2 separate regions of the Mus musculus genome follow, and region 1 is linked to region 2. A link is a loop called in an ENCODE intact Hi-C map of the cell type or tissue named here. Cell type or tissue: gastrocnemius. All regions are shown on one strand. Links, peaks and the distances in the headings refer to the core of each region. The heading gives the core; the rest is flanking DNA.

Evidence for each region. Hi-C counts contacts between places; a loop is a spot of excess contacts. Peaks named below come from ENCODE experiments on the same cell type or tissue, not always from the same donor. Only the 100,000 strongest peaks of a DNase experiment are listed, where the experiment ranks them.
Region 1: a loop joins it to region 2, with 3 times the contacts of the local background. A loop is called at or near these places in 7 of 42 quality-filtered maps.

The regions. Positions count from the first base shown.
Region 1 is chr10:75,400,035-75,402,534 of GRCm38, reverse strand. Gm40694 (a long non-coding RNA gene) reads right to left here and starts at 1,790. Exons shown (of 2, transcript XR_871831.1): 1 at 1,364-1,790; 2 at 284-653. In gastrocnemius, for the core only: a CTCF peak has its summit at 1,369 (motif pointing right); no DNase peak of the experiment used is centred there.
Region 2 is chr10:75,269,412-75,275,999 of GRCm38, reverse strand. Specc1l (sperm antigen with calponin homology and coiled-coil domains 1-like) reads right to left here. Exons shown (of 16, transcript NM_153406.3): 11 at 1,900-1,983. Among named protein-coding and RNA genes, the nearest start is that of Adora2a, 44 kb to the left of the region's middle. In gastrocnemius, for the core only: no CTCF peak of the experiment used is centred there; no DNase peak of the experiment used is centred there.

The DNA of each region.
Region 1 (2,500 bases), core at 1-2,500, 130 kb before region 2:
GGAGAACAATAGTGTTGAACACCTGACATCGTTCTCTGGCCTCTGGATCTTCATAGGTGTCACACGCGTGCACACATACACTATACAGTTGCACAAACATTCCAGTGTCATTTTCCACAGAATTAGAAAAAAAAAAAGACAGTTGAAAAAATCATGTAAAAGCACAAAGCAATCCCAAGCAGAAAAAGCATTACTGTTGATATCAATACCTGACCTAAAATTAGACTACAGGGCCACAGTGACCAAAAACTAAGTGGAACTAAAAGAAATCCACACAGCTGTAGATATTTAAAGTTTTTATAAGGATGACAGAAATATACATTGGTGGTAGACAGCTTCTTCAAATAGTTCTGGGAAAACTCTCTACCTCTCACCCTACACAAACATCAATTCCCAAAGTACCAAGCTTTATTGAAATGCCCCAAATCTTGAAAGTTCTAGAAGAAAACACACATAAAACCTTCAAGATACAAGTATAACTGAAAACTCACTGAAAAACAAAACAAAACAACCAAACCTAAAAAATTCCCTCCATTGCTTCAGGAAGCAATCCCCAGAATTGACACGTGGAATCGGATGAGAAAAGTGGAATCGGATGAGACTGAAAAGTTTCTGCACAGCAAAGAATATAACCATTGGAGGATGGAGACAACCTGCGAGCAGAAGAAAATTCTTATTATACACCACACAGAGACCTGCTATCTAGCATACATAAGAAGTGCAGAGATTAAACAGCCAAACAAAACCGTCAATTCAACAAATGGGCAAATAAAACCAATGGATGGTTTTCAAAATAAGGAATACAAATGGGTAGTACATATTGAAAAAGTGTTCTACGTCCTTGGTGATCGGGAAAATGGGAATTAAAACTGCTTTGAGATTTCATCTCACCCCAGGCAGAATGACCGTCATCAAGAAAACAAGTTCTTGCTTCCAGAAGCCCCTCCTCTCCAACCCCATTCCCTGGGGACTTTACCTCTCCATGTGACCCAGGGTCCCTTTGACCCTTGTATCCATGTCTCTTCAGACTTACTCTTTCTCCTATTGCTTTCAGAAGTCTCTCCTCCCACTACACCTCCACTTCCTGGGGTCTCCCCCACCTCTTTCCCATAGACCCTCTCAGGCATTACCCCTTGACTATCTCCATTTCTAATGCCACCCAGCTACCCACAGAAGCACTCGCCACCAGGGCCACTGCACTTGCCTATGGTCCAGAGACAGCAACAGCAACCAAAGAGTAGAACACTCACCCAGCAAAGATGAGACCCGGTGATGCCAAGAAATATCTCAGCTGCTGTAACTACAGATGCCTAGATTCCCAAGGCAAACCCACAAACATGACCCGCCAAGTCAATATACTCACCTCCACCAGATGTCAGTAAGCCTACTGCAGAAGACCCTAAGAAATGCAATGTAGCTGAAGCATAAGACGGGGACTTCAAAATAACAATTATGAATATGTCTGAGGACCTGAGGGAGGAGAGGAATAAATCCTCTGAGGAAGTCTGTGAAAATACAGTTGAGTGAAATAATGAAGATAATTCATAACATGAAAGTGGAATTTAACAAGTAGAATCACCAAAGGTGGGGGGCAGGGGAGGAACCTGAAATAAAACTGGAAAGGAAAAATGTAGGATGTCTCACAAAACCTCAGAGGTAAGCTTCACCAAGGAGTACAAGACGTGGAAGAGAGAATCACAGAGTCGAAGAAATGGATATCTCAGCCAAAGAATGTGTCAAATCTAAAAAACACCAGGCACAAAACATCCAGGAAATCTAGGACCAAACATGAATAGTGGGGACAGGAGAAGGAGAAGAAACCCAGGCTAAAGGCACAGAAAATATTTTTAACAAAACCATAGAGAAAAAAAGACATCAGCCTAATAGAAGGAGGTGCCTATGGATATACAGGAACTAAAGAGAACACCAAGTAGGACTAGAAAAGAAATTACTCACGACCCATAATAATCAAAATACTAAATGCACAGAAGAAAGAACATTAAACACTTCGAGGGAAAAACAACACAAAAACAATTCACACCTGTCTTCTGAGTGGAGACTCTAAAAGCCAGAAAGGTTTCGAATGATGTTCTACAAACTCAGACCACAGATACCAGCCTAGGCTACTATAACGTGCAAAACTATTAATCCCAGGTGATAGAGAAAGAAAAACAACCCGAGATAAAACCGAATTTAAGCAATATCTGTCTGCCAATCCAGTTCTACTGAAGGCATTGGAGGGTAAACTTTAGTCTGAAGAGGTTAACCATCTTCAAGGAGATACAAGGAATTCATAATCCTAGAGTAGTTAGTCAAAAGAGGTGCGAAACACCACACCATAACACGACTATAACAGGAACCAATAAACGCTGCACATTTGCGACTCTCAATATTAATGGACTCTATTCCCTAATAAAAAGACACAGACTAAAAGACTGAACTAGAAAACAGGACCCGTCTTTCTGCTGCATCCAAAATACACAGCTTACCATTAAGGATA
Region 2 (6,588 bases), core at 2,365-4,864:
GAGTCTGGAAAAGTTGAAGGAGAAGAAATTATAATCTGAATTCATAGTAGAAAATCTATTTCAATTAAAGCAGGTTTGAAAATTCTAGGGATAAAATGTCTTAGATTGAGAGTTGTACTGGCTGGTTTTGTGTCAACTTGACACAAGTTGCGGTTATCACAGAGAAAGGAGCTTCAGTTGAGGAAATGCCTCCATGAGATTGAGCTGTAAGGCATTTTCTCAATTAGTGATCAAGGGGGAAAGGCCCCTTGTGGGTGGTGCCATCTCTGGGCTGGTAGTCTTGGTTCTATAAGAGAGCAGGCTGAGCAAGCCAGGGGAAGCAAGCCAGTAAGGAACATCCCTCCATGGCTTCTGCATCAGCTCCTGCTTTCTGACCTGCTTGAGTTCCAGTCCTGACTTCCTTTGGTGATGAACAGCAGCATGGAAGTGTAAGCCGAATAAACCCTTTCCTCCCCAACTTGATTCTTGGTCATGATGTTTGTGCAGGAATAGAAACCCTGACTAAGACAAGAGTTATTTTATTTTTGACACCTAGATTGTTTTGTTAGAGAAAAGAAATGCTTTGTCAAATAATTTTTTAAATGTAGTATATATGTTGACAATTACAACTGCATATGTTTTAAAAGTATAGAGTAATATACATGCTTTAAATTGTTTTAGTGTGAGCTTGAGAATTTCTTCTCAAGACTCCTAAAGACTCCTGTGAGAGGAAGAGCTACTCCTTGAACCCACTCATGACTGGGTTAGTTTTCACTCAGAACACCCATGCAGCTGGCAGCAGTGATTTATGTCCACAATTCCTGTACTTTCAAACTGAGGCAGGAGGCCTACTATGAACATGAGGTTAGCCTGGACTACTGAATGAGACATTATCATAAAAAAGTAAAGAGTCTAAAATCTGTGAAAGATTGGTAGTGGAAATACAGAGCATATCAAATCTTAGGTGAACAAGTGCCTTATTAATATGTAACATTCACAGTGTCTACCTGGTACACAGTGAGGACTACCCAAACACAACTCAAAACCAAAGCAGTATGCGCATCTACCCAGCCCTGCCCAGTCCCACAACTAAAGAAAACACACCCCTCCAAGTGCAGCAAGCACTGCTGAAAGGGAGGAGGAAGGAAAGGGGCATCTCTACAGAGCTGGATGCAGCTTCAAACACACACCAGGACACAGAAAGGAAAAGGTATCAAGTCAACCATCGTTAATTCTGCAAGGCTGACACTGGATATAAACCGTCCTGGAACTCCAAAGTGTTTCTGCCTCAGCCTCTGCACACGAACACAGGTCTGTGCTGCCACACCCAGGCCGGGCTGGCTAACAAGATCTGGATGAAATCAGGAGAAACACGCAGCATTAGCCACATGAAGGCACAGATGCTCTCTCATATTAAATGACTGTAGAGTGCCGTATTTACATGTTTTTAAGCATAATTTTATGGCTATTTTTTGTTTTTTCAAGTGCATTGTATGTCTTAAAGATGAGACAACATTTTATGTGAGTTACGCCAACCCTTGTCTGCAGTCCTCGGGAAGCGAGGGTGAGAGGACAGAGGGAAGTGCTCACTCCATGTCAAGGAGGACAGCACACAGACCACAGCAGCGCTGTCAGGAAAGGCCACAGGGAGAGTATTGTCAGCAGCAAGTGAAATGCTGAGACAAGCCCAGTGAGCCTCCATGCTGACGCTGGGAGGGGATTTAGCATACCTGCAAGCAGCTTCCAGGGATTTTTGGTGTGTTTTGACTAATTCTTCAAATCAGTCATTGCATATCTAATTCTCAACTTTCAGAAAGATATACCTTCAACATGTCATCTATTACAATGTGGGCAGCTGAAAACTTCCAGAAGGTTTTTGTTGTTTTTGTTTTTAATACTTTTTCAGATAAAAGTCATTACCTGAGATGGTCTTGGCACTTTCCATAGCAGGGACTCTTGGGAGAGAGGCGGGCCGGCTGGTTGAAGATGTTCTTAGTAGATGCTCTGCACAAAGTGGAAAGGTCACAAAAGCAAATGGATGAATGCTGAGGTGGCAGAAGTACAGGGAAGGTGACTCTTACTTTTCTTAGCCTTCAGGTTCGTCTCTCCTCCTAATCCAAGGCACTCAACCACAAACAGCATCTTTACTAAAAGTAAATCTCTATAGACCAGGACCATACGGGCCTCCAGTCAACAATGTATTTCTAGAGATGAGAGAGAGACATGCCATGCAGGTGACTCTTTCGAAGTCATTTTTGCCATTTAATTCACTCTTTAAAGCACCTCAATCAAAATTAAGAGGTTCCTTATTACATTGGCCTAAGGCATCAACTAAATAAAACCTTGCTTTTCTGTGCCTACAGTTAGAGGGAACGTCATATATATAAGTGTCCATCAGCAGACCTGGACGATATAGTTAGAATTTCATTAGACAGCCAAAAAAGGAAAATAGTTGATTCTTATTTCAGGCAGCAGAGAAGGGCTGAAAACCATAGTGGTAGTAGGCTGGGCTTTCCCAGAAAGAAGGCCTGGGAACTGCATTTCAGCCAAACAACAACGGAACAAAGAGGAGAAGTCCAAGTCGGGTTTGATAAAGCATGGATTACCTGGACAGCAGGGGAGGAGGCTCTCCAGGGGTGACACTGAGAGCTTTCACTACCTCATCTGTGGCTGAGGACTAGTCTAGTGTCATTGCTGCTGAGCAGCCAGGAATGACACAATCAGATGACGCCTCTATTACGGCTTCAGCATGGTTCTTACCCACAAGCCTTCTTAGGAGTCTCTTTAGTTCCTGGAACACTGGTGCAATCTTTCTGTCCTGCTCACTCTCTCTTCCTGCACACGTCTTATCTAGGGTTACGAACTCAACAGGCTGTGCTCAAGCCAAAAGACATGAGTGCATGTGTTCTGCCTAGCCAGGATTCATATGTCAGAGATAAATGACTAGTATAAAACTCAACAATAATGCCTGTATTTAATAAAGACTATTATTAGCCTTACATTCCAAGAATGCCCACCCATTTCTTTTAGTAGGTCAATGATTACGTATGCTTTAGGATGCCTGAGGCCCCAGGTTCAATGACTGCCAACATCAAGCAAATAACAAACACACAAAAAATACGGCATACAGTACTAAGTCTTTAGAATATCACATATTTTAGTCCCAATAATTCTTTTTTAAAAGATCTGTTGTAATTTTAATTGTGTCTGTATGTGCATAAACACATGCCTGAGTATAGGTACCCTGGAGGCAGAATTAATGCAAGTTATGAGCCACCCAACATGGGGACTGGAAATCACACTCAAATCCAGGAGGAGCTTGTGTTCTCATGCTAATTTTATTACCCAAAAACCTATCTGCAGTGTCCCTAGTTGGTTTTTGATTGGTCAATAAATTTACCAGAGGCCAATGTCTGGGCAGGGAGAGAGAGGCTGGACCAAGAAAGGAGGAAGAGGGGATTCCGCCATGATGAGGGAACAGGAGATGGACCAAGGCAGAAAGGTACAGGAGAGAGAGAGAGAGACAGCTGACATGTAGGTGCAGGGGGAAAGCAGCCCCAGGAGGGTGAGCTGACCAGTAGGGTCCAGGGCAGCAAAGATAAAATATAGATTTGATAAGGATTAACTCCAGGAATATTGGAGGGGAGTGTGTTAGCCACGTGGAGTTAGGGAATGGCCTAGCCATTGAGCTGTTAAAGGTATTTAAAATATAAGGCTGTGTATGTGGTCTTTCTTTGGGGAATCCAGAACATTGGGGCAGTAGAGCGAGAAGCAGGTGTGCACCCGCTGGAAAGTTTAGAGCAAATGAAAATACTACTGCTTCAAAGTCCTCGGAAAAGCAGTACATACTCAAGCATTGAGTCACCTCCCCAGCCCTCAAGAAATCGTTTGCAAGAGTCTTAGGAACTTGTAGTTTGAAATAAAAAGAGGTACTTTCTACTTAGGAGGCCTAGGAAATAGGAAGGAAAGCTTATTTTCTACATAAGGATATATGTGGCTAAAATCATTAGGAATATTATCATAAACATTGTTTGGTGAGTTGGATGGTTTTTCAAGACAGGGTCTCTCTGTATAGCCCTGGCTGTCCTGGAACTCACTCTATAGACCAGGCTGGCCTCAAACTCAGAGATCCACCAGCCTCTGCCTCCTGAGTGCTGGGATTAATGGCATGTACTACCACACCTGACTAAACAAACACTTTAATATAAACAGCCTACAAGCATCAACCAGAGTCCCAAATCCTATCAGCTTTTAAAGGAAGAATATTTCATATACAAATTCTAAAAGACAGAACAGAAACAGGAATCAATGTTTTATTTCCTTCTTTATTGACGTGTGTGCGTTTGTGTGTGTGTGTGTGTGTGTGTGTGTGTGTGTGTGTGTGTGTGTGTGTGTGTGTGTGTGTATGCATATGTGGAGGCCAGAGGTCACTCCTCAGGAGCCATCTACCTTGGCTTCTGAGAAAAGGGTCTCTCACTGGTGCCTGGGTCTTGTTAATTAGGCCAGGTGGCTTGCCAGTGAGCACTAAGGACCTGACTGTCACTGCCTCTCTAGTGCTGGGACTTACATGTGTGCACCTCCTTGCTCGGCATTCTACATGGGTGTTGGCCATCAAACCAAGTTTACACAGAAAGCATTTGACCAACTGGACTATCTCTCTAGACCTATAAGCAATGTTTTAAATTGAATCAATTATGAACCTAAAGTATCATTTCCTTAAAAATCTTAAGTTTTCCAAAGAACAACATAGCAAATTAAGAAGGTAAAACAACTGATAAGTGGATATTAGCCCAGAAACTTAGAATACCCAAGATACAATTTGCAAAACACAAGAAACTCAAGAAGAAGAAAGACCAACTTGTGGATACTTCATACCTCCTTAGAATAGGGAACAAAATACCCATGGAAGGAGTTACAGAGACAAAGTTTGGAGCTAAGACTAAAAGATGGGCCATCCAGAGACTATCCCACCTGGGGATCCATCCCATAATCAGCCACCAAACGCAGACTATTGCATATGCCAGCAAGGTTTTGCTGAAAGTACCCTGATATAGCTGTCTCTTGTGAGGCTATGCCGGTGCCTGGCCTATTCGGCCATCATTGGGAAGAGAGGCCCCTTGGTCTTGCAAATTTTATATGCACCAGTACAGGGGAAACACCAGGGCCAAGAAGTGGGAGTGGGTGGGTAGTGGAGCAGTGGGGCGGGGGGGGGGGGTGTAGGGGACTTTCAGAATAGCATTTGAAATGTAAATGAAGAAAATATCTAATAAAAAATTGAAAAAAATAAAAAACCAGATATCTAGCCAGACATGGTAGCAAACACATTTAATTTCAACAGGGCAGATAGGTCTCTGTGAGTTTAAGGCCAGCCTGGTCTAAACAGGTCCCAGGCCAGCAAGGGCTACACAATGTGACCCTGTCCCAAAACCAGGAGTGTCAGTTTTGATGGAAACTCTGTGAGAATCGCCCCCTTATTCAGTCTTAGCCCTACAATGCACACAGCTGGGAACTGCTCACTCGGCCAGCGCCAGGCTCTGCACCCCACCTGTCTCTCTATAGTGCATCTGAAGGTCCTTCTCTGTCTCATTTCAGCAGACAGTCCCTGATAATACAGCTGCCCTTCCTGAAAAAATGTACCAAAACCTTTTTTTCTTTTTTTTGAGGTAGGAGCTCACTATATCCCAGACTGGCCTCAAACTCTATTCTCCTGCATCAACCTCCCAAGTCTTAGGTTTATAGCTATGTAACACCACACCTGGATACGTTATTCTTCTTAAAATTATATGTAGGAGTAGTTCCACAGTGCTGCTTAAGAGGCATGAGAAAGACCCTAGACTCCAGCCCCAGTGCAAAAAGTAAAAGCACCCGTAGTAACTGGGCAGCCATAAAGCAGGACATGGGCAGTTTCTTAACACATTGTCATTCCAGAAACCCAAGGTAAGAGCGGCACGGGTCCATTTATGTCTGCAGTGAGCAGGCTGGGTTTTGTCTTCATGTAAAGTTGGGTCAGCCCTCTTCAGGAAATGTGACTCACGGGTTATAGTTTATAATGATAAATTCTACTGTGTTGATATCCGAGGCTATTATTGCTCTTATTTTTTAAGTAGTCTTAAGTTTTGACCTTGTTCAGGTACTGAAGTCAGGTCCTCAGATGTGGAGTCAGGCATCTCTGCCTGCTGAGAAACCCCGCAGGTTTCTCAGTTCATTCATCAAACAAAAAATCATGTGAGCATCTACTACTTGTTGGGTAGTGAGCTTACTGAAAAAGTCAAAGAAAGGAGAAGAAAGCAAACCAAACCAAACCAAACCAAACCAAACCAAAACAAAACAAAACAAACTTGAAACTTGCTTGTCACAGAACCCGGAATCTAGAGCAGAACCAAGACAACCACCATTCTGTGAGTAAAGGATTCATGGGAAGAAAAAATAATAATAATTCTGGGAACCAGCTGATGAGACTGGGCTGAGACATCCAGAAAAGATCAAGAAATCCCCACTCTTGAAAAACAGGCTGGTTGGTTTGTTTTCTATCAGAGGCAGCCTGAGAAGGGCCTACTCCCTTTCTCCTTGACTTCAATTAGCCAAGATGTCAGTCTGTGAAGTTGAATT